3 separate regions of the Mus musculus genome follow, and regions 2 and 3 are each linked to region 1. A link is a loop called in an ENCODE intact Hi-C map of the cell type or tissue named here. Cell type or tissue: left cerebral cortex. All regions are shown on one strand. Links, peaks and the distances in the headings refer to the core of each region. The heading gives the core; the rest is flanking DNA.

Region 1 (10,332 bases), core at 883-8,882:
CTGAAGTGTATTTGGACTTATCTGGGTGTATGAATACTTTTTTCAAGTGTAGTTTTTCAACCTAAAAATACAAATACAGACCAAGTATTTATATTTATGAAAACAATATATGTGTGTGTATATATATATATATATATATATATATATATATATACACATATATATATACACATATACATATATACTGCATATATAAAGTACATACATTTTTGACAGCATGAAATGTAGAATAATTCATTAATAGTATATATAAATATACATATTTATTCAAGAGAAGGTTTCTCTGTGTAGCCCTGTCCGGGAACTTGCTCTGTATACTAGACTAGTGTTGAACTCTGAGACTCACCTGCCTCTACCTCCCAAGTGCTAGGATTAAAGGCAACCACACCAGGCTTCAGGCTTAAATATGTTTAACATACTGGGTTAGATGAATTTGTTTTTTACTTTTACTGTCTACTAGAAATTTTAATTTTACATATATGGCTTCCATTGCATTTCTACTGGATGTTATCTCTTAAGAGAAATTCCTGAATGTGCATGACATTGAATATGTTTATTAGATTTTTTTTTCCAAATAAAGCACACATTACTGTATCACTGGGGTATGAGCCACCCCTATCTTACAAGAATATTGTTTATTTACTTGAGACAGTCTCACAAAGCTCAGTCTCACCTCAAACTTGGTATGTAGCCAGGGAAACTTTGAACTCTTACTCCTTCTGTCTCTGTCTCCCAACTGCCAGGAGTACAAGCCTGTGCATCATGCTGGGCTCCTATTTTTAAGAGTATTTCTTTAAAGTCATGTGTGGTGTGTGTGTGTGTGTGGATGTTCATGCAGAGGTCAGAGGGCAACCTAATCCAACTGGTTCTCTCCTCTTCCACAGAATGAGCGAGTTCTACTGCACTGAGGGCTCAACAACAGGAAATTATTTCACCTTTAGAACTGTCCGTTTAAGAACAGAAAAAAAAAAGGATTCAACCATGAATGAACACATAATTATGGAAAATTTAAATGCTATCTGCCTATGTCAGAAGTGAACTCAAAAGTTTGGTGATGATCAACCTTCACTAACGATGGCTTGTTCTATCTAGCACTGGGGAAATGTTGACTTGCTTTCCCTAAGGAAGAAGAATGTTACATCCATTACATATAATTTTACAGTTTATCAGGGATTTTCAAGGGTGTATCTCAAATTTCCCTCATTTAAAAACTGAGATGACCATTAAAATATGGGAAAATACAAATGAACTGCTATTACTTTAGTATCCAATCCTTAATCCTAGGATTATGCAGTAGTCTTGATTTTGTGACTTGCTCTTTTTCACTTAAGCACTGTGTCGTAAACACTTATATTTGGGAAACCGTACTTAAAATACAAGCTTGTGAAGCAACCGTTGCAATTATTTCTTCTAGTTTTAAGTATTTTCGGGTCTGAGCTGTTCTTTACCCTATTCAAATACAACCCAAAAAGCCAGGAGGCGAGGAGTACATTGCATCTGGTAGCGGCGGTTTAAAACATCTCTGGGATTTAACAACCATCGTAATTCTCAAGACATCCTTCATCCGCCTCAACACAGCCCAGCAAGAACCTTGCAGCGGCGCTCCCTAGCTAGATCCCGGATCTTCTCCCGGTCTTATCGGATCCCTTCAGCCCTCTCCACTTCTGCATTCCCTGGATAAAGTTTAGATTATGCGTAATCCAGAAGTCTCCCACCAGCTCCCTAAATTACCTGACAGCAATCTGACCTCCCGGGACACTCAATATTCAACCTTACAGCCGGAGACAACCGGAAACGGACGTTGTTTCCTCTAGTTTCTTACGACAGGAAAATGGGGGAGATGGTAAACGTTCCGGTACTGGCGCAAGGCTCCCAGACAACGTAGAGATGACATGAAGGAGCCTGGAAGTAGAGATTATTTCCCACACTTTGCAGCTGGAGTCTGCTTGAGGTAGAAGATATTGAGGAGAAGGACGATAAAGCCGTGTTTGTCTTGCTCCAGGACGGAATCTTTAGGCGGAGCACCGAGAGGCGGGCCAAAGTCATAGCGCAGCCAATGAGAGCGGTTGTTATTAAGCGCGTGGGCCCACTCAATGAGAAGGCTGGTTGTTATGCTGCAGTTGGCAGGCTGCTGCGGGAGGCGGTGGCGGTGGCGGTGGCGGTAGGAAGCCTGAGGCTGCGGGGTGACAGGTAGGCGGCGGTGCTGTCTTGGGGGGGTTGCGGGGGGGGGGGCGCACGGTGCCGGGTGAAGAGGAATTTCTCCTCCGGCTTCGGACGCCGTAGTCGGGAGCTGACGAAGGTGAAGTGGGAAGGCAGCAGGACTGTTGGATCCGAAGCCCTGCAGACCTGGGAGCAAGCTCGGGAGGGTCGTGAGGAGAAGGCGTCTGCCGAGGCGGCTTGGGGATGAGTGTTGTGGGGCAACTTGGGGCCCTAGCAAGGGCGTTAGGGTGTCGGTGGCGCGGGCTGAGGCGGGAAGGAGGCGGGAGCAAGACACAGGTAGTGAGGGCTGAAGGGATGTCTTGCAAGAAGCCTCAGGTAAGAGAAGGACGTGGTATTGCAGACACCTGCGTGAAATCCTAGGTGTTCTTAGGGCCGTTTGCTGGGATGGGGAGAGGTGCGGAGAAGAAAGATATTTATTGGTGGTCAGCTCTAGAAATTGGTGGTTGTACATTATGTAACCCATGGCAGTTATTTTTCCAAGTAACTCGACTGACCCTGGTAGAAGAAGAGCTCTGCAACCCATTGATGTATCTGAGCACTTTGTTCTTGTTGGCTCCAGCGTTCTCTCTACCGAGGCAGGGTCTGTAGGAGGAGGACAGCGTGAAGGCAAGAGTAGTCACGAAGCGCTTATCCCAAATATGGACTTTGGTTGCGAGACAACACGATGTTAGCTTTAGAGGAATGTTGTCAGATTCGTGTTTTGTAGTACAGGAATTTGCTTTGCGGCTTTAACCTTCAGAAAAGTGGAGAGCCTTTTAAATCTATAGACGAAGATAAATGTAGATTAGAAAATGAACAGTAAATTGGTAGACAACTCGCCCCCAGTGTTAAGGACTGTGAAAATAAGTTGGGAATCTTAGCAGAGGAGTGTCAACTTTTAAGTGATTTCCCTTGTTAAGTCTAGGAAGCTAGTTGTGAGTTATGCCTTAGGCTTAAAAAAATAAGTTCGTTGAATGTCATGGACATAGATAAAATTTATGTACAAATTTAAAACTATTTTGTTTTGAAAAGTCTTTTAAATCCACGGTTTGAATGGTGAAATACAGTCCTAAACAAATCCCTGTCGGCGAATATTGTGGAAGGGCACTTTTATAACTCATTGGAAAAATATCTTTAAAAAGTAGCACTATAAATTATTAAAATGTAAGAGGCCTGAGATGCTGCCGTCAAGTTAGACGATGAGGACAAATGTATCCAGGAAGTATATTGTCTTTCTGGGCTTGTTATTTAACTACATGTTAGAAAAACTTTCTAAGATGTAATCTTTTTCTACTATTGATCATTTATACATAAATATTTATACATATACATAACATAAACATACATATACATAAACATTTATGCATATACATATAAAGCTAGAATTTTTCTCTCAAAATATTGTTTGAGTAGAAATGGGTCATTAGTATTTGTTTTGAAATGTCCAGCACACTGAGGTATTTGTCAGTGCTTTAAATAAAAAAATTTAAATGATACTGGTGTTTTATTGCTTGTCTTTTATCTTTTTACAAGAATAATGGTATTTTGGTCACAAAGAAAGCTTACATTTTGCTTTAGGTGAAATTCTATAGTGCTTTACATACAAAAAATACGGTGTTTACATATTGAAAACAAATATTTGCCTTTAGGTAGTTTGATTTAAGAGAGAGCATGTGTGTTTCTGTGTCTCTCTTATGTAACCAGCCCACTCTGTTTGAGAGAACTAATGGTTGATTTTCAGTGGCCAGTAGGTGTCATTGTAGAATGCCATAAATTGAACACTTGAGTAGGGAATTACCAAAGAGTTTAAAAAACAGTCCCAAATTGGCTTCTAATAGGATCTGGATGATTATTTATAAATCATAGAGATTCTGTCTTTTGAAAGATTTCAGTGTCAAAACTATTTGTAAGTGATTTGACACACTAATTGTAAGGAAATATTTTTGCTTGTTTCAAAATGGTTCTTGAATGTTTTGCTTCTTAATATAATCTTTAATCAATCTCTCTCTCTCTCCCCCTCCCCTCCCCTCCCCTCCCCCCCCTCCTCCCCCCTCCTCTTTCTCTCCAGACAGTCACTATGTAGAGTGGGCTGTCCTTGAATTCATAGATATCCACGCACCTTGCCTCCTGAGTACTGGTGCACCACCACAGCCAGTCCTTAAAGTCTTTCTTAATAGCTAGTATTGATTTGTTTCACTGCTGGTAGTTCACAATTTTTACTTCTTATTGTAATATATTAAGGTCTAGAATGATTTTCAGTCTGACTGAGCTTTATTATAGAAAAAAAAGTACTACATAGTTAAAGTTAACTGCTTTCCATGAAACATTTTTTTTAAATGATATGGGCAGAAACCTCAACCAAGTTGTACTGTCAACAAAAATAATATTTTGTTGTTCTTTTAATGCCAGAACAGATTGTGTGTGTGTGTGTGTGTGTGCGTGCTTCATTGCTTGTTGCTTTTCCCCGCCTCCGGAATATTTTCCCCTATATATTTCTGTAGACTATATACTTTTCTCACTATAGGAACTGAATATTTCTTAGTGTCTAAAATGTAGTATAGTGGATTCCAGTGAGGGCTGGCACAGAAATCTATGAAGGTGGTTTACACCTACTGTAATGGAGCTCATTGCTGCCACAGTCTTCTGATGAGCTTGTCCTTTTTCTAGGTCTGTTCCTTATGCTTGCCATAATATAATTGTTTTTAAAAGGAGGGGGCTTTGAGGGGTTAGGGAGATGGCTTAGCAGGTATAGCACCTGCTATGCAAGAATTTGGATCCCCAGGACCAACATATATGCCAGATGGGCATTGATGGCCATTCCATAATCCCAGCACTTAGCGAGGCAGAGTTGGGGACCCACCGGTGCAAGCTGACGAGTTGGCCTAGTCACATTGGCAAGCTTTGGATTCAGCTGAACATACCTCAGTGTATATAAAAGTGCAGAGTGCATGAGGAAGACACCGAATCAACCTCTGGCCTTTATATAATATACACCTGCACATATGTTCACCCCTACACAGCAGCCACACCACGTGCACACAACCACACATGCACACTACTGATGAAAGAGTTGGATCTAATTTTGAGATTCCTCTATGCAGAAAGAGATTTTAAAATAGTCCAGGAAGCTTTTTAGTTCGTAAAAAAGGACACACAGAGATATTTTTTTATCTGAACTTCGCTTTAATCTTAAAGGTGGAATGTGAAGGAGGTAGGTGCGTTTGGAGGGAGGACCCTGAATGACTTGCTTTACATCTGAACTTCACTTTAGAACCTTTGATCTAACTCAGCTCCTGTCACTTGAGGGTGTGAGCCAGTAACAGCAGCTTTAGCTGAGTGAACCAGCTGCCAAATCTACCAGGATTTTATAGCTCAATAAACTGTTTGTATTTAATGTCATAGCTAGAGTAGTTTTCTAGCCAGAAGTTGAAGTTGCCAAAAATAAAAATGTGCTGAATGTTTTGGTTTGAATTAGTTTCTTCTTGGCAGTTAACCACTTTCCATAAGTCAAGCAATTTCTTTTTACAAATTAGTCCTATACTAATTAATTAAAAGATATTTATTTATTCATCTTATTTTTCTCATGTGTCAGAAAGCTATATTGTCTTAGAGTTAAATGAAAATTTAGAAATAAGAATTTCAAGTTTAGCTGGCTGGTGGTGGCACACACATTTAATCCCAGCACTTGGGAGGCAGAAGCAGGCTGATCTTTCTGAATTCTAGGACAGCTAGGGCTATACAGAGAAACGCTGTCTTGATTAAATAATTTTCAATAAAACATTGATATATAGGTATTCACTCAATGATATGTAGTAAACTTAGAATTGCAAATCTTTTGACCTTGACCTAGGTCAAGTTTAGAAACTTAAGTACTTTAAGCCTAATGTTTAGAGATTTGGCTGTTTTGAGACACATATTAGAAAAACTAAATAGGAATGAGTATAAATCCAAATGTGTAATATTTTAAATGGTATGATTTAATTATTTATAAAGCTGTAATGTTTAGGTTTGAGGATTAGCTGCCAAAATAATAGTTATATATTGTGGTAAAAGGCACTGATATAGAATGGTAAAGATGGGTCACCAGGTAGTCATTTTGCTGTAGAGTAACTGTAACCATCAAAAAATATATGCCATTGTCCATCACATGAGTGGCTGACTTTTTTATTTCTCTCTCTCTCTTCTTTTTTCCCTTTTCCTTTTTTTTTTTTTTTTTTTTTTTTTTGATATGTATCACTGTGTGGCTCTGGCTGGCTTATGAATTCATAAATATCCTGCCCTTTCCAAAGTTGGCATAACAGGTGTCACTGCCATACATGGCTATATTTTCTCTCTTATCATCTTATTAATGTACTGAAGCTAGACTCCTGATGTTATCTTTCTTGTTTGCTTTTGCTTTTGGGTTAGCTTCACTATTAGTCCAAGCTGGATTTATCTCTGCTTTCTGAATGATGGGATTACAAGTGTGCTTCTATCTAGCTCTGTAATGTTTCCTTTAACGTTTTATTAACGGGACCAGAAATGTAGCCTAGTCAGTAGAATGTTTGGCTGGATTCAATTCCTAGTACATCATAAACCAGACATGGTTGCATACACCTATGAACTCAGAGTTTAGTTACATAGGTTTGAAGTCATCCTAGGTTACATGAGACCCTGTTACCTCTTATTGAAGAAATCCTTGGTTCTTTTTAAAAATGATTTGTGCTGGACAGTGATGGTGCAAGCCTTTGATCCCAGCACTCAGGAGGCAGAGGCAGGTGGATTTCTGAGTTCTGGTCTATAGAGTGAGTTTCAGGACAGGCAGGACTACACAGAGAGAAACCATGTCAAACCAAAACAGAAAAACAAAACAAAACAACAACAACCCTGATTTACTACTTTGTGTGCACATGTGCTTTTTATAGGGGAAGCGTATGGTTGAAGGACAACTTTGAAGTTCTTTTCTTCCATTGTGGGCCCTAGGGGATTAAACTCAAGCTTACATGGAAAGCACTTTTTATCCTCTGAGCCATTTCATTGGCCAGAAGTCATTGGTTCTATTGGCCTTTTCTTCTGTTTTATCATTTACTTAGTTTTGTTTGGAGTAAGGATCTCATGTCCTAAATACTGGTCTAAGTATTTCATTTATTTAGTGTGTATTTGTATATTGATACATGTGGGCTCACATATAGCACATGTGTAGAGGTGAAGGGCCAATTTTGGCAAGTTGGCTCTCTCCTTTTACCATGTGGGTTCTGAGGATTGAACTCAGTTTGTTAGACTTAATAGTTAGTACCTTCACCTACTGAACTATCTCACCTGCCCCATTTTCATTTTTCAATCAACACATAGTTATATGAATTTATGGGGTACTATATGATACACACACACACACACACACACACACACACACTACACATAAATAACATTCAAATCAGGGTGACCTTTTTCAACTCCTCAGATATTTGTCTTTTGTATAAAATGATGAGAACAAGAGGCAGGCGAATTTCTAAGTTGGAGGCCAGCCTGGTCTACAAAGTGAGTTCCAGGGCAGTCAGGGCTACACAGAGAAACCCTGTCTTGAAAAATTAAAAAAAAAAAAAAAAAGGTGAGAACATTCAAAACCCTAGCATTTTTTTGAAATATGGATAATTGCAGTTATCTGTACTCATCTCACTATGAACAGAACATCAGAATTTTTGCACTTTATTAACAGTATCTATTAACTAACTTACTCCTATCCCTTCCTCCTACATTCCCAACCTCTTGTAACCACTGCTTTACTCTTTACTTCTATGAGATCTAATTTTAAAGATTGTATATATGAATGGGATCATGTGATATTTGTCTTCCTGATACTAACATTTACAATGATGTACTACAGGTTTGTCCGTGTTGTCACTGATGACAAGATTCCATCCTTGAACACAATAAAACTTGGTCTGTGTGTGTGTGTGTGTGTGTGTGTGTGTATCACATCACGAGCTTTATTCATTCAGCAGTTAGTGGACAGTTATTTTTTAGCTATTGTGAATTGTACTACAATGAACATGGGATATCAGTGTCTCTTAATACTGATTTCTATTCCTTTGGATTTATACCCAGTATTGAAGTTTATTAGATTGTCAGATGTCTTCTTTTATGATTAAAGACAGTGAAACACTGCATATTTGTGTTTTATACTATCGGGTTATGCAATCCTTTTTGTAGGTCTGGAGTAAGCCACAGAGGGACCAGGTTATGTTCCATTTTCTTTAAGAATATAAAACAGTCTAGAGGCTAGGGATGTAGTTTGTCAGTAGTGCATTATAGACATGTGTGCTGAAGAGCCCTAGGTCAGTGTGAACAATGTGAGTAGAGAATTTCCATTAATGACTTAATCTCTGTAAGAATTTATGAAAAGTTTTGCTAAGACATCAAGTAAGAACTTAAAAGCATGGGGCTGGCAAGATGACTGTGGATGAAGGCTCTCAACTCCAAGCCTGATGACCTGAGCTCAGTCCCCAAACACACATCAAGGTGAAAGGAGGAAACTGCTCCTAAAAGTTGTTCTCTTATCACCAACATACATAGTGACACTGTGACCCATACACATACCCATGCAAAAATAAAGAATTGCAAAAATAGCCTAAAGTTTAAAATACAAGTGCAGAAGACATTAAATGAAAATCATGAAAGATTTGTTGAATTTTTATGAATTAGAAAAATGTGATAATGAAAATCAGCCTTAACTTTTGCTATATCAGTGTTTCTTCAAGTTTAAATCTGAGTCCGTTGAAATTTGTATATATGTGCTATACTTGCATGTCTGTGTACTGTGTGCATGTGGTGCCTATGGTGGCCAGCAGAGGGCATCAGAATCCCTGGAATTGGTTTTACAGGCAGTTGTGAGTTGCCATATGAGAGGGGAATTGACCTGGACCCTCTGAAAGAACAACCGATTTTCTTAACTTCTGACCCATGTCTTTAGCTCCTTAAACAACTTTTAAACATCTTTTCAGTAAAAAAAATTATAATTCTGATTTTCTTGCAGTTTTGTTTTTCTGTTAAGTTTTGCAAGCTGCATCACTTTTCTGTACTATAACCTGCAATGTCAGTACTGAGTGTCAGAGTGCAGTACTCTATGTAGTATGACAGCTGTCATTGTAGTGAGCTTCTCACCAGAACCTTTAGTGTCAGTGAGAGAGAGAGAGAGAGAGAGAGAGAGAGCGCAGTGCTGTAGTATGACAGTTGTCAGTGTACTGGATTCCTTTAACCCTTCAGCTGAATTGTAATTGTGGTGTGCCCTCAGAGAATAGTGACTCTTCAGCCAGTCTTGCTTTCTTCCTGCCCTTTCCATGATAGTAGAAATAACTGACACTTTATCTGCGTTCAATTGAGGCATAGCTGAAGTGGCTCAAGGTGCCTAGCACCACAGATTTATTGCTAAAGCCAGCTTTCTTCCTTACCAGTTGGGAATTGTATTTGGCTGCTAAAAACAAATAAGAAAGCCTGGCAGTGGTGTTGCACACCTTTAATCCCAGCACTCTGGAGGCAGAGGCAAGCAGATCTCTGTGAGTTTGAGGCCAGCCCTAGTCTATAGAGTGAATTTCAGGACAGTCAGGGCTATTCAGAGAAATTCTGTCTCAAAAAACAAAACAAACAAAACCAAAAGATAAATAAAAGATAAAAATCAGATAAGAAACAAGTAACCTCTGCTCTAAAAATATAGTTCGCTTCTTTGTTTAAATTTTTAAAAATCAGAAATAAGTGTAGGACTGATACACTTAAGAGTTGTTAGGGATCCAGGCTCCTCCCTTGTTTCCTTTTGCCTGGTTTATACTCTGTGTCTTCCAGTCTCAAGATCACCTAGTAATACTGGCTGACCGGTTCTAGGCAGAAGAAAGAAACACAAAATGGGCACACTGATCTTTTAAGGAAAATCTTTTAGAAACCCTATGCAGAACTTCTTTGATTTTAATGAGTAGAACTTAGTCTTTCATTACACATGCTTGCAAATAAAGTTTAGAAATTGCTTAGTTGAGTGTAGAGACTAGATCAGGGCTCAGGGATAGGGCCCTATGTTGTATATAAGTCGGTAATCTTTTTCATATTTGCTTCTTTTCCTCTTTATTGTGTCTGCTGTTGATTGCCTGTTGCTAAGCTGTTCATTTA
Region 2 (10,332 bases), core at 918-8,917, 94 kb before region 1:
GGTATAGTAGCCTGGGTTGGCATTTGTGTTCTCTTAGGGTATGTATGACATCTACCCAGGATCTTCTAGCTTTCATAGTCTCTGGTGAGAAGTCTGGTGTAATTCTGATAGGTCTGCCTTTATATGTTACTTGACATTTTTCGCTTACTGCTTTTAGTATTCTTTCTTTGTTTTGTGCATTTGGTGTTTTAACTATTATGTGACAGGAGGAATTTCTTTTCTAGGTCAATCTATTTGTAATTCTATAGGCTTTTTGTATTTTCATGGGCATCTCTTTCTTTGGGTTAGGGAAGTTTTCGTCTAGAATTTTGTTGAAGATATATACTGGCCCTTTACGTTGGGAATCTTCACTCTCTTCTATACCGATTATACTTAGGTTTCATCTTCTCATTGTGTCCTGGATTTCCTGGATGTTTTGGGTCAGGAGCTTTTTTGCTTTTTGTGTTTTCTTTCACTGTTGTGTCAATGTTTTCTATGGTATCCTCTGTACCTGAGATTCTCTCTTCTATCTCTTGTATTCTGTTAGTGGTGCTTGCATCTATGACTCTTGATCTCTTTCCTAGGTTTTGTATCTCCAGGGTTGCCTCCCTTTGTGATTTCTTTATTGTTTCTAATTCTACTTTTAGATCCTGGATGGTTTGTTCATTTCCTTTGCCTTTTTGATTGTGTTTTCCTGTAATTCTTTAAGGGATTTTTGTGTTTGCTCTTTAAGTGCTTCTACCTGTTTAACTGTGTTCTGTATTTCCTTAAGGGAATTATTTATGTTCTTCTTAAAGTCCTCTATCATCATCATGAGAAGTGATTTTAGACCCGAATCTTGCTTTTCATGTGTGATGGTGTATCCAGGACTTGCTATGGTGGAATATCTAGGTTCTGATGATGCCAAGTTAACCTTAGTTTTTGTTGCATATATTCTTATGCTTACCTCTCACCACCCGGTTATCTCTAGTGCTTCCAGCCCATGCCCTCTCTGACTGGAGCCTGTCCCTCCTAGGAGACTGTCCCTCCTGTGATCCTGGTTGTATAGGAACTCCTTAGAGTCAAGCTGTCTCTGTGATCCTGTGATTCTGTGATCCTGTGATCCTGAGATCCTGACTGTGTCAGAGCTCCTGGGAGTCAGGCTGCTTCTGGATCCTGAAATCCTGGCGTGACCAAGTTCCTGAGATCTTGTGATCCTGGGATTGTTAGAACACCTGAGAGTTGAGCTTCCTCTGGGTGTTGTGGCACTGGTTGCCTCCATTTTTCTGATGGGGACACTGAGTCACAGAGATGTTAAAAATCTCCATGGCTAAATATATAAACCTTGGTCTGTCCATTCCAAAAGTTGAGCAGTTTCCACACTGCCCATCTACTGCCCATAATGGAGGAAGGGGAGGAAAAGGAGAGTGGTAACCATGGATCAGTTGGCACTGCTGAGTTTAATGGGCCCCTGGGGGCCAGGTGATTGTTGAGATTAGATCTGAGGGTAGTGCCTGGGGGAAGGCACAGAAGGGTCCTGTGGCCTAGAATTTCAGAGAATTTCAGCACAGTGTCAATGTGTATAAGATGTGAGGAAGCTGTCTTAGAGTTTCCATTGCTGTGAACAAACACCATGACCAACGTTACTCTTATAAAGGACAACATTTAATTGGGGCTGGCTTACAGGTTTAGAGGTTCAGTCCTTTATCATCAAGGCAGGAAGCATGGCAGCATCCAGGCAGGCATGGTGCAGGAGGAGCTGAGAGTTCTACATCCTCATGTGAAGGCCGCTAAGAGAAGACTGGGTCTCAGGTTGTTAGGGGGTCTCATTGCCCACCCCCACTGTGATACACTTCCTCCAACAAGGCCACACCTGCTCCAATAAGGCCACACCTCCTAATGTGCCACTTCTGGGCCAAGCATTTTCAAACTACCATGGAAGCACACAGTAGGTGGAGGAACCTCAACTCTTCTGGGTTCACAGTTTCCATTTGTCTTCCACCTTGTGACCCAGGAAGTGATTCAAGTGTCACCTGGCTATACACTCATTCGAAATCGAGAACAGATATCAGTCACCTTGGGAGATGAGATGTTCAACAGGAAAAAGCACTTGGAATCAGATGTCTTGAGCAAAGTCAAATTTTCCAGGTAAAGTCTTTGGGTCAGCACCGGCTTCTCAGAGCTGGCCCTGCCCAGCTATTCAGCCGTGCTTGGCACCAGTTCAGCACCTGACATCTACACCCACGCCACAGGTCCTTGACAAGAAACAGTTACAAAGATAGGGGGTCCAGCCAGCATGACTAAAGAGGCAAGTGCTTCTGCCAGGAAGGGACAGGTGAAATACCCAAAAAATGGTCTGGCTTCTGAATATGGGAATAAAGAGCAAAGCCAGAGATTTTGGAAGCCTGGAGTGTGTCTGTTTCAATATAAGTAACCCAAAGTGCCCATGACTCTGCGAGACACTATTAGGCGGGTTCTACTGTTAAGTAACCACCATCTGCTTTCTCAGAAGCCCTGCCTCTTTTTTCTATCCTCCGACGTTACACTCATATCCATCCACACATCTCGTTTCTACTTCCTAAAACCCTCATTCATGTCTTCTAGTCAGGCCTCTCCTTACTACATCACTGGAGAGCTCTCCCAGTGTCTCCTCTTTCCAGCCTTTGTCTGCTGTAAGAACTACTGTTCTGAAGCCACAGTGGGCACACACTGTTAACCCTGTACTGGGGGTGAGTGTAGGGGTTGATCTCTGTGAGTTAAAGACCATCCTGATCTGTATAGCAAGTTTCAGGACAGCCAGAACTATGTAGAAAGACCCTGTATTGAAAACAAAAAGCAAGCAAGAAAAGAGCTATTGTTCCAAAGATCTGGAAGATGTTCAACAGATCAAGCTTGTTCTTATCTCTAGCATCCTTGTAAAAATCTGGACATGGTGACACATGCCCATAATCCTAGCACTGAAAGACAGCAGAGAATCTCTGGGGCTCATTAGCCAGCTGAATGAGTTGAAACATTAGTTCTAGGTTCAGTGAGAAAACCTGTCTCATAAAATGAGTGGAGAGTAACAGAGGAAGACACTTAAAATTGATCCCTGTCTTCCATGTTTGTACACACACACACACATTTTTGTTTTATTTGGTTGTTGTTGTTGTTGTTTTGAAGCACTATGTTGCTGTATAACCCAAGCAGGACACTACTACCCTGTTCTTGAGTGTTGGGAGTGCAGACATGTTTGCACACACATATTCATTTGCACCTCCTCTTAGCCGCATCCTCAGGCAGTCCTTGTCTACTGGTGCCTGTCAGCATGAGTCTCCCCACACTTCCTCATTTCCTAATCCTCTGACCTCTTGAGTTCGACTATTGATAACCACACTCTGGTAAGTGTCCAACACATTGTTATTTCTCTTCTGCTCAGTGGGACACCACACAGCCCACATCACTTCCAGCTTAATTACCTTCAGGGCTAGATGCCAGGTCCAAACACTCTACTATGAAACGCCTTATCGACCACTGCATCCCCATGCCTTAGTCGTGGAGAAGACACAAACAGACCAGAGTCAGGCAGTCTGGGGGCCTGGCTGGTGTGACTAACAACAAGCTCTCTTGGTGATAGAGTGTTTGTCCCACAGGACTGATATCATTTCTGACCTTCAGGAGCAAATTGCTGAGTTGATGGCAATAATAGAACAGATGAACAGAGACCAGCAGTCTGCCCTGAAACTGGTGAGTGACCCTTGTATCAGCCACACCCTCATGGCTAATACATTCAGATTACCCAAGTGCCAGGTAACATGGCAGGCGGATCACCACCGTACTGAAGCGTGGTATCCAAGCGCCAGACTCGGCATAGTGTGCAGTGAGCAGTACCTTCCCTCCTCCATCCTCATCCATCTCTGTAAAAACTGAAAGACATTGCATTCCTGGGGTTCCAGGTGCCTTTGGGTGTGTGCATGGTAACACTGTCTCTTCTACACTGCTAACACTGTCATGAGATCCGCAGGCTTCAGAGGTTGCCAGGCTATTGCTAATGACCCCGGCATGGAAGATGCCTCCTGTGTCTTGGAAAACCTTCTAGGAAGCCCTAGGGCCCACCCTCTGTTACTATGAAGGTCCCAGAGCCCATTCTTCAGAATCAACTGGAGTCCATTTAGTCTGGATGCATATGTATGTTTATGTATATATATATATAATTATGCCTGCATGTACACCCACAGGCCAGAAGAGGGCACCAGATCTCATTATAGAGGGTTATGAGGCATCTATAATGGTTCTGCTGGGAATTGAGCTCAGGATCTCTGGAAGAGCAGCCAGTGCTCCTAGCCTCTGAGCCATCTTTCCAGCCCCTCTTGATGCATTCTTAACAGGTGACATTTTTAGCATTTTGGTCACCAGTTCCAGTTTTGAGCCTTTCTTCCCCAGCTCAGGCATGTGACCAGGGCTGGAGTAACAGACCATAGCCATGCTCAGAAAGTACCCCCTGGTGTTCCTGAAGGGAACCGTGAGGCTCTGCCTTCCCACAGCAGCCTCTCATGCTGATTAACCTTAGGCTGTCTGAATCTTACAGTCACGGGCTGGTTCGTGACCAGGCTTAGACCTTCCCCACCTCAGCTGGGCTGATGTCTTCTACAAAAGAAATCTGAAGCTTGAGGAAGCTTGTGGAAGGTGGTGGGGCTTCAGGCAACCTCACATTTTGACTCACCACCACAAGCCCTGCACCACACAACTTTAGCGACTGTCTTTTTTGCAAGTGGAAGTGGGGGTGTTGAAAATATTCTAACCTTTGAAAGGTCTCTGTGCAGAATCCAGGATGACACCGAGATGGGGTATAAGAAGTTTTTAGGAAAAGTTAGTAACACCACGGACAGACAGACAGAAAGACAGACAGTCTCCTAGCAGAGACTCTGAGGAGTTGATGCCCCGTTGCCTCCGCATGCTGGGACTCTGAGGAAGAATCCAGGTCCACAATGTGGAGGAGGGGCCTGCAGCCAAGATGGCTGATTCCCTGGCAGAGGGCAAGGAGGGAAGAGGAGGGACTGTGTGGCCACACGTAGCCCTTTGATGTGTCCACAGTCTGATTGTTGGTTCTTTTTGACTCTTCCAGTCAAGTCTCTCGCTAAATAAGTGATTCCCAAAGGTGAAAGAGCCCAGAGGTTACAGTATTAGGATGAAATGACAGAAGGAACCAGACCCAATGACAAAGTAGCAACAAAATGGTGGCCGTGCATTACCCGCATGATGCACTGACTAGGGAGAGGACAGTCAGTAGTCCCTCTGCTATGTGTGTGTCCTGTGCACTGCAGAACATGCCCAGGAGAGACTGAGAGGGGCATCCCCTCAGAACGGAGGGGCTTCGCGTATATAGATAAGAGCGGGCTGGGGCTCTGAATGCTTGGCTGTTAACGTTGGCCTCATTTCTAGCTCTCCAAAGATCTGGATCTCCGCTGTTCCAACATGAAGCAGAAGTTTGAAACCGAGAGCAGGTATGCTTTCTGGCAGAGGACTGCGTGCTGAGAGCCCAGGATCCCGTGCCCTGGCAGGATTCTAGGTCCCCAGGCATCCCCAGCAGGGCTAAGTGCAGCCTGTGACACTAGAGAGCAGGGTAGCCTCATTACTGCCACTAAGATGAATCAGTTTGTGTTTGGTATCCCTGCCTTTCATCGTTCATCCGTCTCATTGCCACTGTAGTATTTCTTTTGATTGGTTGCTGAGGAAAGTTATGTTGTTCTCCACGAAGCTTCTGTCACCCTGGATTTGTTATAAGTACATTCTCCTTCCCGGTCCTCCTCCTCCTCCGCCTCTCCTCCTCCTCCTCCTCCTCCTCCTCCTCCTCCTCCTCCTCCTCCTCCTCCTCCTCCTCCTCCTCCTCCTTCCCTCCTACTTCTGTCTCTTAGCTCAGGGCCTGGGCAACAAAGGAAGGAGAGATGGGTGGAGAGGGGACAGGCCATGGCAAGTTGGGGCCAGGGGGAGAGAATAAGAAGGAAGTGTGTTGTGTGTTGTCTGTGTGGGGAACATTATTTTTTTTAAAGCCTGGAGGCCATCTTGGTGAGAGACAATCACCTCTGGCTGCACCATCCACACTTGCTTGCTTATAATTACTTTCTGATTTTTAAAGAACAGTTTTAGCGTCTTGGCAAAATAAGGGAGAGTCTGAACTCCCAGGCAGGCACATTGTGTACCATGCACAACAGCCTCCTTGTAGAACCGACCTGTGTTCTGTCGGCAGATGAGAGTTTAAAATGCTATTCTGCTCCAAAAGAGAAGGGAATTCTCCCAGTTGTGAGAACATGGGTGGATCGGAAGGATGGAAGTGAAATAAACCAGGCAAAGAAAAGTCTCTGTGTTCTCACTCAGAGCTGAAACCTCTTAGGAAACAGAACCTAGACTGATGGTTGGTTACTTAGGCTAGCCTATGAGAGGTGACTGTCAAAGTGTACAGAATTTGGGCCAGCGCTTCCACCAGGCCTGATGACCTGGATTTGATCCCCAGGACCCATGTGGTAGAACACTGAGTCTCTTAAGTTACACTCTGGTCTCCATGCATGGATGGATGGTTGGTGTACACACACGCCATGCACACTAAATAAATTAAGTAAGTAAGTAAGTAAATAAATAAATAAATAAATAAATAAAATAACAATGTTTTAAAGTATATAAAATCTCAGACAGTAGAAATATTTTTTAAAATCTTTGCAGGCCTTAGGATAATAATACTACCGTGTTCTTCATTTCTTATTGCACAAGAGCACATTTTAAGGCTGTAGAGATGACTCAGTGGTCCTAAGTTTATACTGCTCTTGCAGCGGATAGTTAAACATGCTGTTCTAGTTTATGAATACAATGTGGAAATAATTAAATCAACATAGCTGACACACAGATGTCAACTCAATGATTACAATTTTTTGTGGTAAGAATGTTTGAAACTCGCTTTTTTTTTTAAAAAAAGTTGTTTTGGTTGTTCATTTTGTTTATATGTATGAGTCTGTGTGGGGTAAGTGTGCATGAGTATAGTACAGAGGTCAGAAGGTGCTGGACCCCCTGGAGCTGGACAGGTAGTGGCAAGCCACCATACCAGTGTATGTTTAACTCCACAAGCTTGTGTAATGTACATGAGTATTTATTTTTATTTTTATTTATTTTTTAAACATATATAAGAAATAAATGTAATAAACCAAATACATGGACAAAAAAATACAAGAATCATATGAGCATCTCAATGGAAGAAAAAAAAAAAGAAAAAAAAAGAAAACAGAAAAAGTCTTTGATAAGATTCAATATTCCTTCTTAGTAAAAACCCTAGAATAAGTAGGACGTAGGAAGCATATTCCAACATAATAAAGATTGTGTATGACAAATCCATGGCCAATATCATCCTAAATGAATAAAACCATTAATAAGCCCCATTAACATCAGAGATGGGAGAGGACTGCCCACTGTCCCTACTTCTCATCCATAATGTGATTGAAGCATTAGCTGGAGCAGTAAGGCAAGAGAAGGGAAACAAATGGGAAAATATTAGGTCAAAGTATTTTCAGTTGAAGAATATATTATCTTATACCCAATATTCTCAAAATTTGACTAGAAAAATTGTAGAAATTATCAATAATTTCAGCAAAGTGTTGTGATTCATAATTGACTTACAAAATTTATCAGTCTTAATACATAAGCGTAACAAGCCTGCTGAAAAAGAGGTCATGGACACGTTCCTCTGCCAAGTTCTCAAATCAAATAAAGTATTTAGAATATACATAACAAAAGAGGTTAAAAAAAAACCCTCTACAATGAAAACTTTAAATGTGTGAAGAAAGAGATTGAGAAACATACTAGAATTTGAAGACCTCCCAAGCATACAACTTGGTAGAATTAACATTGTGAAAAAAAGACTTTCCTACCAAAACAATTTACTGATTCAATAAAGTCACAATCAACATCCCCATCTCATTCTTCACATAAATAGAAAAAAAAATTCGCAATTTGATATGGAACAACAAAAGACTCAGAGTAGTCAATTAGTCCTAGATAAGTGTTTGTGTCTATGCATTCTGCTCATTTTAGGGGCCAAGTGCCTCTGTCTATGACCCCAACATTTATGTATCTGTTTCTATTGAGTCAATTTTGTTAGATATTAGAATGGCTACTCCAGCTTGTTTCTTGGGACCATTTGCTTGGAAAATTCTTTTTCTACCTTTTACTCTGAGGTAGTGTCTGTCTTTGTTACTGAGATGCGTTTCCTATATGCAGCGAAATGCTGGGTCCTGTTTATGTATCCAGTCTGTTAGTCTATGTCTTTTTATTAGGGAACTGAGTCCATTGATATTAGGAGATATTAAGGAAAAGTGATTGTTACTCCCTGTTACTTTTGTTGTTAGAGGTAGAATTATGTTTGTGTGGCTATCTTATTTTGGGTTTCTTGAAGGAAGATTACTTCTTGCTTTTTCTAGGGTGTAGTTTCCCTCTTTGTGTTGGTGTTCTCCATCTATTATCCTTTGTAGGGCTGGATTTAAGGAAAGATAATGTGTAAATTTAGTTTTTGTCATGGGATATCTTGTTTTCTCAGTCTATGGTAATTGAAAGATTTACTGGGTATAATAGCCTGGGCTGGCATTTGTGTTCCCTTAGGGTCTGTATGACATCTGTCCAGGATCTTCTGGATTTCATAATACCTGGTGAGAAGTCTGGTATAATTCTAATAACTCTGCCTTTATGTGTTACTTGACCTTTTTCCCTTACTGCTTTTAATATCCTTTCTTTGTTTTGTGCATTTGGTATTTTGATTATTATGTGAAAGGAGGAATTTCTTTTCTGGTCCAATCTATTTGTAGTTCTGTAAGCTTCTTGTATGTTCCTGGGCATCTTTCTTTAGGTTAGGGAAGTTTTCTTCTATAATTTTGTTGAAGATATATACTGGCCCTTTAAGATGGCTCTCTTCTATCGCTATTATCCTTAGGTTTCATCTTCTCATTGTGTCCTGGATTTCCTAGATGTTTTGAGTTAGGAGCTTTTAGCCTTTTGCATTTTCTTTGACTGTTGTGCCAATGTTTTCTATGGTATCTTCTGCACCTGAGATTCGCTCTTCTATCTCTTGTATTCTGTTGGTGATGCTTGCATCTAGGAGTCCTGATATCTTTCCTATGCTTTCTATCTCCAGGGCTATCTATCTCTCTTTGTATTTTCTTTATTGTTTCTATTTCCATTTTTAGATCTTGGATGGTTTTGTTCATTTCCTTTGCCTGTTTGATTGTGTTTTCCTGTAATTCTTTAACGGATTTTTGTGTTTGCTCTTTAAGTGCTTCTACCTGTTTACCTGTGTTCTCCTGTATTTCTTTAAGGGAATTATTTATGTCCTTCTTAAAGTCCTCTATCACCATCATGAGAAGAGATTTTTAGATCTGAATCTTGCTTTTCTGGTGTGATGGTGTATTCAGGATTTGCTATGATGGGAGAATTGGGTTCTGATGAAGCCAAGTAACCTTGGTTTCTGTTGCTTATGTTCTTATGCTTGCCTCCTGCCATCTGATTATCTCAAGTACTACCTGCCCTCACTATATCTGACTGGAGCCTGTCCTCCCTGTGATCCTGGTTGTATAAGAACTCCTCATAGTCCAGCTGTCTCTGTGATCCTGGGATTCTGGGTGTGTCAGAGCTACTGAGAGTCAAGCTGCTTCTGGGATCCTGAGATTCTTGTGTGACCACGCCCCTAGGATCCTGGGATCCTGGGTGTGTTAAAGAGCCTTGGAGTGGAGCTTCCTCTGGGTGTTATGGGACTTGCTACAGAGCTCTGGCCCAAGGTCTGCTCAGGGCTCCAGCACAGATCAGAAGGAACTGTGCCTCTGCTCATGTGGGGTTCCTGCTTCCCTGGATCCCGCTAGCCCTAGTTACTCCCAGTGGTGTTGGGACCAGAAATGAGCATTTATGACAAAACAAATCCTGGTAGAGATACCACCTCTATATAATCCCCAGCATTTTAGGCATTGATGTCTTTATTTATTTTTCTTGTTTGTTTGTTTTTTTTTTTTTTCAGACAGGGTTTCTTTCTTTGTAGACCAGGCTGTCCTTGAACGCACAGAGATCCACCTGCCTCTGCCTCCCAAATGCTGGAATTAAGGTGTGTGCCAGCCACCACGTCCAGCTTGCTTTGTTGTTTTTATATTACTTTAAAGTTTTCAAGCAAAATTACCAGGAAGGTACAGAGCCCCCACATATCCCTTGTGTTCCACCCTATAGCCACCCTCGCTTTCAGCATCTCTGAAAAATGTTTTATGTGTTACAATTGATGGGCCTGCATTGGCACATCATCATCACCTGCTTGGAAGTCACTCCTGGTGCACAATATTCTATGTGTGTGAAAAATAAGTGTGTGTGGACGTGCATTCA
Region 3 (10,332 bases), core at 1,324-9,323, 160 kb before region 1:
CATTTACGCATTTAGAATTCATTTTGAGTTATATAAGCAGATTTATCTTAGCACCTTCTAAATAAATACATGGAATAAATAAGAGGCAATGTCTGGCCAGCCTATTTACAATCAGTTACTGGGTGCCCTTCATAAGTCAAGATACGGTGAATAGGTGAAACCCAAAGTGGGCAGGATATCCTAGGTGGGGAAGGGAAGGAGGACAAGGCCAACGTGGATTTCGGAGTGTGTGCTCATACAGAGGTTACAGGTCAGCCTTGGGCTCCCTCCTGCCATCTGTGTGAGAAGATCTCTTTGCTGTTCTGTCCTGTGTCTGTCAGACTAGGCTGGCTCATGCACTTCCAGAGGCTCTCTCATCTCTTCATAGGAGGGCTGGAACTACAGGCAACACATGCTGCCCTTTATTTGGGATCAAGAGATTTGAACTCAGGTCTACACATTTGTAAGCATGCACCTTTACCCATTGAGCAATCTAATCCTAAAATAAGTTCTTCCTTCCTTCCTTCCTTCCTTCCTTCCTTCCTTCCTTCCTTCCTTCCTTCTTTCCTTCCTCCCTTTCTTTCTTTCTTTCTTTCTTTCTTTCTCCTTCTTTCTTTCCTTCCTTTCCATTTTTAGGCTTGAGGACAATTCAATTTTTATTTAAAAAAAGAAACAAACAAACAAACAAACAAACAAAACAGGGTGAGGAAGCTATAAAACTCAGCAGCTACCAGGAAGAGAAGAATAGGGAAGAAAATGAAAATTGCCATGCCATTTGAGCCAACAGGGAAGTCTGACACATGACAGAAAGCAGCCACCTGGTGTTTGTGGCTTTTCTATGGGAGGCTAGATGCATACACTCTGTACCTGGGAGGAACAAACTACTGTAGCCCCCAAACTTGAGTTTTACTAAGCTTCCCTTATTGTCTTACTAGAATCTATGACAAGAGACACGGACCAAGCACACAGCTCGCTGCAGATGAAGGTAACACATGTGTACACATGTGTGACTGGATGTCTCATCATTTAGTGGGGTCACAGGACAAATAATCACTCACCGAAACAAAGGGCAGTGTGATCTCGGACACTGGAGCGTTGCGGGAGAAGTTGTAACTTAAGCCAGAGTCTGAAAAACCAGGGCAAAGGAGAGGAAAGTCCCTCACACAAGCCGCTGACAGGGCAGATGTTGGTGAGGAAAGGCATAGCTGGGGCAACAGCTGGGTGGGAGCAGGGCCATCTGGCACATATCCAACTCTGCATTTGGTCACCTAGGCCAGCTAAGGCCTCACTGCTTCAAGCACACACTCGAAGAAAGCTACAAACCATCTTTTAAGAATCTATATTGCTGGGCAGTGGTGGTGCACGCCTTAAATCCCAGCACTCAGGAGGCAGAGGCAAACAGATCTCTCTGAATTCAAGGCTAGCCTGTTCTACAGAGTAAGTTCATTTCCGGATAGCCAGAGCTACATAGAGAAACCCTGTCTCAATAATAATAATAATGATGATAATAATAATAAATCTTTATTATGCAAAGTTGATTACTGGTAATTCTTTCCAGATGATATTGTATCAGGAGAAAATAATACCAATGCTATATAACCCAAAACAGTTTTCTGGTATGCCCAAGACAGCCAGGACTCAGACCCATGACCCCTCACCCAGAGCGCTAGGACCTCAAACATTCAACAACCTTAGGGTCGTTTCTGCCAAGTCATTTTCTTGGAAAGACTCTCAGGAGAGGAAGACTCCTATCCCATATCATGTAAATATCCATTTGGTTTGCAACCTAAGTATTAACATACCTGTCAAAGGGGCTACCCTGAACATGTACATGTAGCACACTACCTTTTTAAACTCTAAAATACAAGGGCCTCCAACAAGGGCCCATAGACCCACACTTCTTAAATACACCCTAGGTTTAGGCCTGGTGAAGTGAGGGCCTTAAAGAGAAATTTCATTAATAATGTTAAGCTTTGGGGCTGGAGAGATGGCTCAGCAGTAGAGGGCACTGACTGCTCTTCCAGAGGACCCAGGTTCAAATCCCAGCAATCACATGTCAGCTCACAACTACCACGAGCTGACTCCCTCACATACACAAGCACACAGGCAAAACACCAATGCACATAAAATGAAAATAAATTATTTTTAAAAATAATATTAAGCTTTTAAGCAAATAGCTGCTTGAGTCCAGAGGATAGACATGTCCAGAAAACAAAGAGTACCTCATCCCACACTCCTGTTCCCAGGAAGAAGCCATTCTCAGGGCACTGATCACATGAGAACCAGGAGGGGCCCGAATGGTTTGTCTACCATTCCTCTGAACACAACTTCCCTCTACTATTGTGGGTGTCACTTGCCCCTTTTCTTCATGAGCAGAGACCAATCCTAATGAGCGCCCTACTTCCCCGTGCACAAATGTTCTTATTATATAAATGTGACTACAAGAAAATAATGTGTATTCAAGGTTCCACTTGTTCCGTTAGAAGGAGAAAAAAAAAAAAAACACATAAGGAGGCATGGAGCAACCCCTAGCCTGTCAGTGTAAGAAGAGGAAGTCTCTTCACATGACACTACAGTGGAAACTGCAAAGTCTGCTACCAAATGTGTGTCTTAGTCAGTTAAAGATAACAAAGATATCAGAAGCGGCAGCAGAGGAGAAAATACTTCCTCTAAAAAACTTGCAAGTGTTCTCTCTGTCTGTCTGTCTGTCTGTCTGTCTGTCTGTCTGTCTTCACAGAGGGACTGGGACCTCTCAGCCGCCAAAGCAAAACAAAGCGATTTGAACAAACCCATACCGTCTCGTCTCTTATCTGCAGATTAGCCACCTGAGCTGGGAGAGTCCATAAGTGACTCTAAGCCAGCAGCTTGTTTTATTCTCAAAGGCGCATGAGTCAAGAGACCCCTGACTCTCAGAGAGAAGGAGCAGCTGACGTGCCCTTCTCTGTAGGGCCAGGTCCCCTCTAGTCACACACTCCATCTCCAGGATGTTAACCTCGAAAGGACTACACTGACATTAGCTTACATTTCATTCCAGACACTGTCCTGTGTCCTTTATGAGTATAATCTCACTCTCCCAACCATCACATAAAGGAAGTTCTGTTAGGAAGTCACGTTTTAGCAGAGACACTGAGCCCGCACATCACAAGCTAAGATAGACAGCAAAGCCATGATTAAAATCCGGGCAATCACTGCCAGGGCCCAACTCTGCTGCTCTCCTACAGTGGGAGAAGTACAGCTATGCACACATAGACATACAGCTGCCCATAACTCAGGAACAGACGTCCAACACAGGCCCTGGGTGTTAGTCATGAATAGCTGAGGCTTGATGACTCATGGCAGGTTGTGACTTGATCTTTATGAGTCTCATAAACACGGGTACAACACAGAAAGCTCTGTACTTCAGACATTTCCTGATGATGAAGGAAGCAAGGCCAACTACAATCAAAAGTAAAAGAACAATCCCACAATGTCCTTTAGAACAGTCAGTGACTCAGTGAGGAGCTATTTCCTCATTTGTCTACTGATGCTAATAGCTAAAATGGCATCTTAAGGGTTAGGGTTACTATTGCTGTAAAGAGATGCCATGACCAAGGCTACTCTTATAAAAGAAGAATTTAATTGGAGGTTTGCTTACAGTTTCAGAGGGTTAGTCCATTATCATCATGGCAGGAAGCAGACAGGCATGGTGCTGGAGCAATAGCTGAGAGCTTTATATCCTGATCCACAGGCAGCAGACTGGGCCTGGTGTGGGCTTTTGAAATCTCAAAGCCCTGCCCCTCAATTACACACCTCCTCCAACGAGGTCACACGTACTCCAGCAAGGCTTCACCTACTAATCCTTCACAAATGGTTTTTCAACAGAGGACTGAACATAAATATATGAGCCGATGGGGGTCGTTCTCATTCAAACCATCACAAATGGAAAGGACTCTTCTCTATAGCGAAGAGACACATTTCTCATGTACCAAAATAGGACATGAGAAAGTGGGATTGTAGCTGAAATCTTGGGAAATCCAATTTCATATTTGCTAATCCGCCCTTCTCTTAGATTGTCTTTGTACAGACCTCCCTTTGGTAATATTTGAAGTGAGGCATCTCTCTGACTGATGCTAAGGAGTGTTGAGAGACATGAAAGTCGTGAACTACAGTGATCACTCATCTGAAGGAAGGGAGAGGTGATTAAATGCAGCCGTATCCCAGGCATCTAGGCTTGCCTCGTTCAGTCTGCACCAGACATCCAACACCTGAGCCAAACAACCGGGTCCAAACAATGAAGGCTCACAGGTAGATCAAACAGAGAGGAGATCTTAGTCACATGTGGTTCAAACACTAGCCACACCCCTACGTTAACACAGACACCATGTTTTTAATAGCCCCAAGGAAGGCTTTCATGGTCTATCCAGGTGAAGTGAAACATCTGACAATATTAGAAACCAGAATGCCTTGCATTATAAATGTCCCTTGCAGACCAGGACCACCCTTAGCCACATTATCCAGGATGCACAGATAAGACACACAAAGACACACCAACTTCCACAACTTAAAGCTAGTGTTGTGCTCCCGAAGTTCATCTCGTGTTCCTCCTAACCCATAACTCAACTGATTTATCTATGTCTGTTGTCGTTAGCCCAAGCCATGTAAGTAATGACCAATAGGAAGTGGGTAGAGATGAGGTGCATCCTTCTCAGGCCTTTCTCTAAAATCTGTGATGAGATCCGCTACACAGTCTCTACTCCCTCATCTGTCAGTCAGTCAAATACAGAGGACTCTACAGACTCCAAGGCATCAAAGGACGACAGGACCCCTGGCTGACCCTATGACATAACAAGCTCCCTTAGCCCGATCCACACTAGACAATGACATGGTTGAAAAGCAAGCACCATAGTAGAGTGTACTTTGTTACTGCAGTTGGTATCTGCCATGTTGACAGATCCACCTTGCTTGGTCATGATCATGCTGTAGGGAGTGGATCCCGGGGTTCTACACTTACTTGTGTCGTTGCCAATACAATCAATGATCAAGCAGATTCCTAGGGGCTTGCTCTGCATCCTGTAAGTCTCTTCACGGATGTGCTAGAAAGAAAGGCAGGGATTAGAGATGCTGGATACTTCTCTGAGACTTATCCATTCTTCTTCTCGTTTGTTTTAAACATTCCCTTTGGCAGGTGAATCACTCAATAGACACAGCCTAAAGTCATCACGGCTGACAGTTCCCAGTAATGTCAATTTTTTCCTCTGTCACAGTAATGAGTTTAAGACAAATAGCTATTCCAACTCTTACTTAATTTGAATGAGAAGTATAATTTATTTTACATGTGTCTTAGCTTTGCAGAATAAAGATAATTTGAAAGAGAGAAGATGGGTCACATGCCCTTGTAGAAGCCTGAAGTAGCACCAAGAATCAACTTTCTAAGCCAGCACAAATGGAGGCTTTCCACTGCTTCCTCTGCAGAGGCTCCACCCGGGCAAAAGCCAGGGCTTGACACAGTTCAGCCGCCACTCAGAACTTCCCTGCATCCCAAAGCTCATTCAAGCCTTCCCCTTGAACATAATTTTTCTTTGTTATATTCAAGGTTCCTGTTCACTGAGTTCTCAGGAGAATTATGCACAGGCACCAAGTTGTCACAAAGAATTTTAAAGAACAGTTTTTGTTTGCTTTGTAAGACGTCAGTGTACTAGTATATACCCTTGCATGCAATACCAAATCAGAGAATTTATTCTTTACCGGAGGTAAAAAAGCTCCTGATTCCTGGATGGATGTCTTCACCAGTGTTCCTGAGGGATGGGAGAGAGAGAGTCATTTACAAAGTAGAACTAAGCCCACACCCAGGCTGGCTGAGTTCTTTTTATCATGACGTTTTGTTTGCCCGTTTCTTTAGCTTCCTATTCTTTCTCCAGCTAGACTCAGTCCAAAGTTCCAACCTCACACAGAAGAGCCTGACCCAAAGGGAAACTCAAGAGCCCTGTTATTCCAGGACTATGTAGAAAAACCATGACATGCAGGTGACAGTCGTAGCCCTCTTCCAGGGGACCACCAGGTGGCTGGTGAGTTTTTAACCTGATAAGGAGAATTCAAAAATGTCACTTCTCTATGGTTTTCCTACATGGGCCAAAACTCTGGATGACACCTAAAGGAAAGAGCGTTGGAGTGTGCAGGAGAGAGGCTCATGTGTGTGTGCTCTGTACCGAACAGATGGCCCATGTTTTCATAGTTCAGTGATGCTGGGAGCCGATAAAATAAAATGTCAGCAGCAAGACATAGCTCAGCAAGCCTGGCAAGTGCTGGAGCCCACAGCAAATTCTGCCCCACAACAATGACTCACTTTAGCCCGCACAAGTGGGAGAAGCACTGGGTTCCGAAGCCACAAAAGGGCTGGCTCACACCTCAGTGCTGAAGAGCTGTCATCTCATTAGCTCATTCCGTCTCTGGGCCAAGACTGCTGCGAAATGAGAAATGGTGTCTAAAGATAGAGGGGGCAGGGGGGCCTTACCAGCATCTGAAACATTTGGGGAAATGAATTGGGTTGTTTGATTTTGTTTCAGAGGTGGGCTCTTGATATGTAGCCTAGGCTAGCCTCCAACCTGTTCTCCTGCCTCCACTAATGAGTGCTGGGGTTACCATCCTGTGCTACCACACTAAGCTTTGAACTAGTCTCTTCCTGTCCCTGTCCCTATCCTACCCCTGCCCTCTCCCTCCCCATCTCCTTCTCTGTACATTTGTGCATTTGCATGCTTGTGAGCAGGTGCAAAGCAACCCTGCTTCCACTCATGGAGGCCAGAGGTAATGGTAAGAGTCTTTCTAATCACTTTTCTTTTCTTTCCTTTTCTTTCTTTCCTTTTCTTTTCTTCTCTTCTCTTCTTCTTCTTCTTCTTCTTCTTCTTCTTCTTCTTCTTCTTCTTCTTCTTCTTCTTTTCTTCTTCTTCTCCTCCTCCTCCTCTTCCTCCTCCCTTCCCCTCCTCCTCCTCCGTCTTCATTTTTTTTTTTTTTTTACAGAATCTCTTACTAGACCCAAAACTTAATTCATATAGGCTGGCCGGCCAGCAAGGCCCAAGGATCCCCCTGTTTCTGTCTCCCCGGTGCTGGGATTACGGGCATGCACCATCGTATCCAGCTTTTACTGTAGGTGCTGGAGATTAAACTCAGGTCCTCATGTTTGTGTGGAAAGCGTTTCACCAAAGAGCATCTCCTTGGCCACTGAGATGAGCTTTCCAAGGGGCAACTAGCAATATCCTTTAAGACAAATTGTGCTTTTAGAAGTTTGGTTGGTTGGTTTTGGTTTTGCTTTGGGTTTGGGGGGGTGGGGTGAGGGCTTTTTTGTTTTGTTTTGTTTTGTTTGTTTTGTTTTATTTTTAGGTTTTCCAAAACAGGGTTTCTCTGTGTAGCCCTGGCTGTCCTGGAACTCACTCTGTAGACCAGGCTGGCCTCCAACTCAGAGATCTGCCTGCCTCTGGCCCCTGAGTGTTGGGATTAAAGGCGTGTGCTACCACCATCCAGCACTTTTACAGTTTTAAGGAAACAATAAATCCTAAATTTAGAAAAATGTGTTTCAAAAACATCTATCGACCAACTGCTTACACTGGCCCAGGCTAGGAAAAACCTAAACGCCCAAACATAAAATTGATTACGTCAACAGTGATACATGTGATTACATACTTTACAATGTTTAAAAGGCTAAGAGTAACTGTTATGCATTTGACACACCCATGCAACATATGTATATTAAAATGGATGATTAAATAACATGGACTTAATACAGAATAACGTACATAAACACTTCTTGTCACTGTCCCCTAAAAAATAAGTATAAAGGCTATAGCATTTCCATTGTACAAAGCAGTGTAAGTCATCTAGAGATGGCTTAAGTGTAGGAGTGCATGTGGACAGGTTATATGCAAATGCTGTATCCTGCTGTATAAGAGACTTGAGTATCCGCAAACTGTGGTACCCACAGGGCATCCTGGAGTAAGTCACCTACAGACACTAAGGGACAAGTGAATGTACTCCGGGTTAAAGATGAAGAGGTTTAAATCAACCACTGTAGGATTGATAGGCGAGCACTCGACCATCATGTGAGAGGTTCTAGGTTGAATCCCCAACAGCAAAATGAAATTGAAAGCATGTTAATCAAGCTCTAGCTGGGCGTGTTGGCCTACTCTGGCAATCCCAGCCCTTTAAGAGATGGTTGTTAAAGACCTACCTATGCAACAAGACCCTTTCTAATAAAAGTCAATAGGATAAAATAAGTCAAATAAAACTATGGCTATTGCTGATATATGAAATTAGGAGGGGGATTTTGCTTGATTTTCTTCTGTTCTAACAATCAATGTTTATTGTAACAGAAAAGAAAGCCCATGCCATGAGTGGCAGACGGGACTCTGTGCCTGCACAGCCTGCAGACATGTACTCAAATTATTCTTCCTTAGAAAATGTGAGTGTGACATGGCGTCTCGGGGTAGTCACTACCTCCGCCATCAGTGGAGCCATTTGCAAGTCCAAGCTGACCTGAATACATGGTTTGATTATCTTAAGCTTCTTAGTTTAAGACAGACCTGACCGAATGCTTTTCCTTCTATTAGTAAGTCAAGTTCAGGTCAAAGCAGACAGGTGGCTCTCCTTACAGTGTCACCAGGTGTCGGGAGCCTCAAGTACTCTTCTGGACTACATGATAGGATCGCAATGGAAAGAACGCGTGCGTTTTACATTCCTAAGCAAGCCTGCCGGGTCTCCTGTTTTCTTTTCTACTTTAAACAGCATTCGGAGCGCTAACTCTTCCACCTCACCAATGTTTTAAGAAACAGGCTGTCGCTTCCGAAACAAATTCCGTTCTCAACAGTTTTCTCTGAAGAGAAGAACTGTAGGTCGGGAGCGGCAGGCGTGAGCAGCACCATCTGGCTAGTCGGGGTAAAATGGTTCCCAGTTTCCAAGAGCACACGCAGCCTGCAGGCTACAAAAGCTGCACCCACAAGGCTTCCACCAAGGCCAGGGCGCCGCCCCACTCAAAATGTTCACACTGCTCGTTCGTGTCCGTGCCCCTCTACTGCGCGCACAACAGATCCAAAGGCCCTTGGGTCGCACTGCCCTCCATAGAGGCTTAGAGCCCTCGCTGGCCTACAACACAAGCCACCTCACCAGTGTAAGGCAGCGTCCTGACTCTCAAATTAGAAAGGCCTCAGTACAGCAAAGAGATGCTTTTTAAAAAATGATGTTCTGGACTGGAGAGATGGCTCAGAGGCTGAGAGCACTGGCTGCTCTTCCAGAGGTCCTGAGTTCAATTCCCAGCAACCACATGGTGGTTCACAACCATCTGCAATGGGGTCTTCTGGGTGTCTGAAGACAGCGATAGTGTACTCATATACACAAAATAAATAAGTAAATAAATACTTTATAAAAATGATGTTCTAAGCCAGGCATGGTGGGACATCACTGTAGTTTGAGCCCTCAGAACTGAATCAGGAAGATTGTTAGGAGTTTGACGTTAACCTGAGCTACATCATAAATACCGGCCCAGCCAGGGTTACACAGCAAGGTTCTATCTCCATCCCCACATACAAATAAATAGACAAATAAATAAATGAGTAAGGACTTTAGGGAATGCCATGGCTAAAGTGCTGACATTTTAAGAAGAGACCATGTAGGTTGAAATGAACAAGCTTTTAATTGCATTTCTTTTCTTTTTGTGGAAGAGAGACACTGCCCTCTCTGGAGTTTCCAGATTAGCATTTCTTCTTCCTGCTGCTAGATATTTGGTTTCATGTGCCTTATTATCACGGTCAGATTAATGTTTAATATGGTCTGGTTATAGCTCCATTTCAGAAGTACAAATGGCCCATCACTCACAAATACAGCCAAGGCGGTCGATGCTCCCGTGACGTCAGTGTAGTTAGATTTAGGTGCACTAAGTCAGAGAGTAACAGGAAGTGCCAAAGAGGAGGGCACCGCAGGAACATGCTTCGGCTCTTTGAGAGCTTAATTAAAACATGTGAATAAAAGAAGCAGCCAGCTCTAAAAAGGAACTTTTCCTTTTTTCTTTTCTCTCTTTTTCTCTTGTTTTAGATGACAGGGTCTCCCTATGCTGCTAAGGAGGCTTAGTCTTGAACTCGTGGGCACAAGAGAAGCTCCCACTTCAACTCTCCAGCACCTAGGTCAATAAGCATGGCTCACCACACACCACAATGTGTACATTTTTTCCCCAGTGCTGAGGATCAAACCTGGGGCCTCATTCATGCTGGACAAGTGCTCTCCCAACTGAACTACATACCTCACCTCCTTGCCCTTAAATTATTAAGCATTTATCAAGAATAAATAAAAGAAATTGATGGCTTACTTTGACTGTCACGGTATTCCACAAATCTT

What was found. Hi-C counts contacts between places; a loop is a spot of excess contacts. Peaks named below come from ENCODE experiments on the same cell type or tissue, not always from the same donor. Only the 100,000 strongest peaks of a DNase experiment are listed, where the experiment ranks them.
Region 2: it touches region 1 in a loop (2.1-fold over the local background); 3 of 42 quality-filtered maps call a loop at or near these places.
Region 3: a loop joins it to region 1, with 2.7 times the contacts of the local background. A loop is called at or near these places in 2 of 42 quality-filtered maps.

Annotation. Positions count from the first base shown.
Region 1 is chr1:58,578,070-58,588,401 of GRCm38, reverse strand. Fam126b (family with sequence similarity 126, member B) reads left to right here and starts at 2,069. Exons shown (of 13, transcript NM_001310598.1): 1 at 2,069-2,190. Ndufb3 (NADH:ubiquinone oxidoreductase subunit B3) reads right to left here and starts at 2,005. Exons shown (of 3, transcript NM_025597.3): 1 at 1,732-2,005. In left cerebral cortex, for the core only: CTCF peaks have their summits at 2,115 and 3,949 (motif pointing right); DNase peaks (open chromatin) are centred at 2,058, 2,814, 3,924, 5,181 and 1 more place; H3K4me3 peaks cover 3,202 bases; H3K27ac peaks cover 2,411 bases.
Region 2 is chr1:58,671,638-58,681,969 of GRCm38, reverse strand. Flacc1 (flagellum associated containing coiled-coil domains 1) reads left to right here. Exons shown (of 15, transcript NM_175370.5): 5 at 1,973-2,106; 6 at 3,591-3,684; 7 at 5,380-5,441. Among named protein-coding and RNA genes, the nearest start is that of Flacc1, 19 kb to the left of the region's middle. In left cerebral cortex, for the core only: a CTCF peak has its summit at 4,182 (motif pointing right); a DNase peak (open chromatin) is centred at 4,197.
Region 3 is chr1:58,735,684-58,746,015 of GRCm38, reverse strand. It overlaps Cflar (CASP8 and FADD-like apoptosis regulator), which reads right to left. Exons shown (of 10, transcript NM_207653.6): 6 at 10,304-10,332; 7 at 5,704-5,753; 8 at 4,970-5,051. Among named protein-coding and RNA genes, the nearest start is that of Cflar, 28 kb to the right of the region's middle. In left cerebral cortex, for the core only: no CTCF peak of the experiment used is centred there; DNase peaks (open chromatin) are centred at 2,311, 2,564, 6,273 and 8,828; H3K27ac peaks cover 3,902 bases.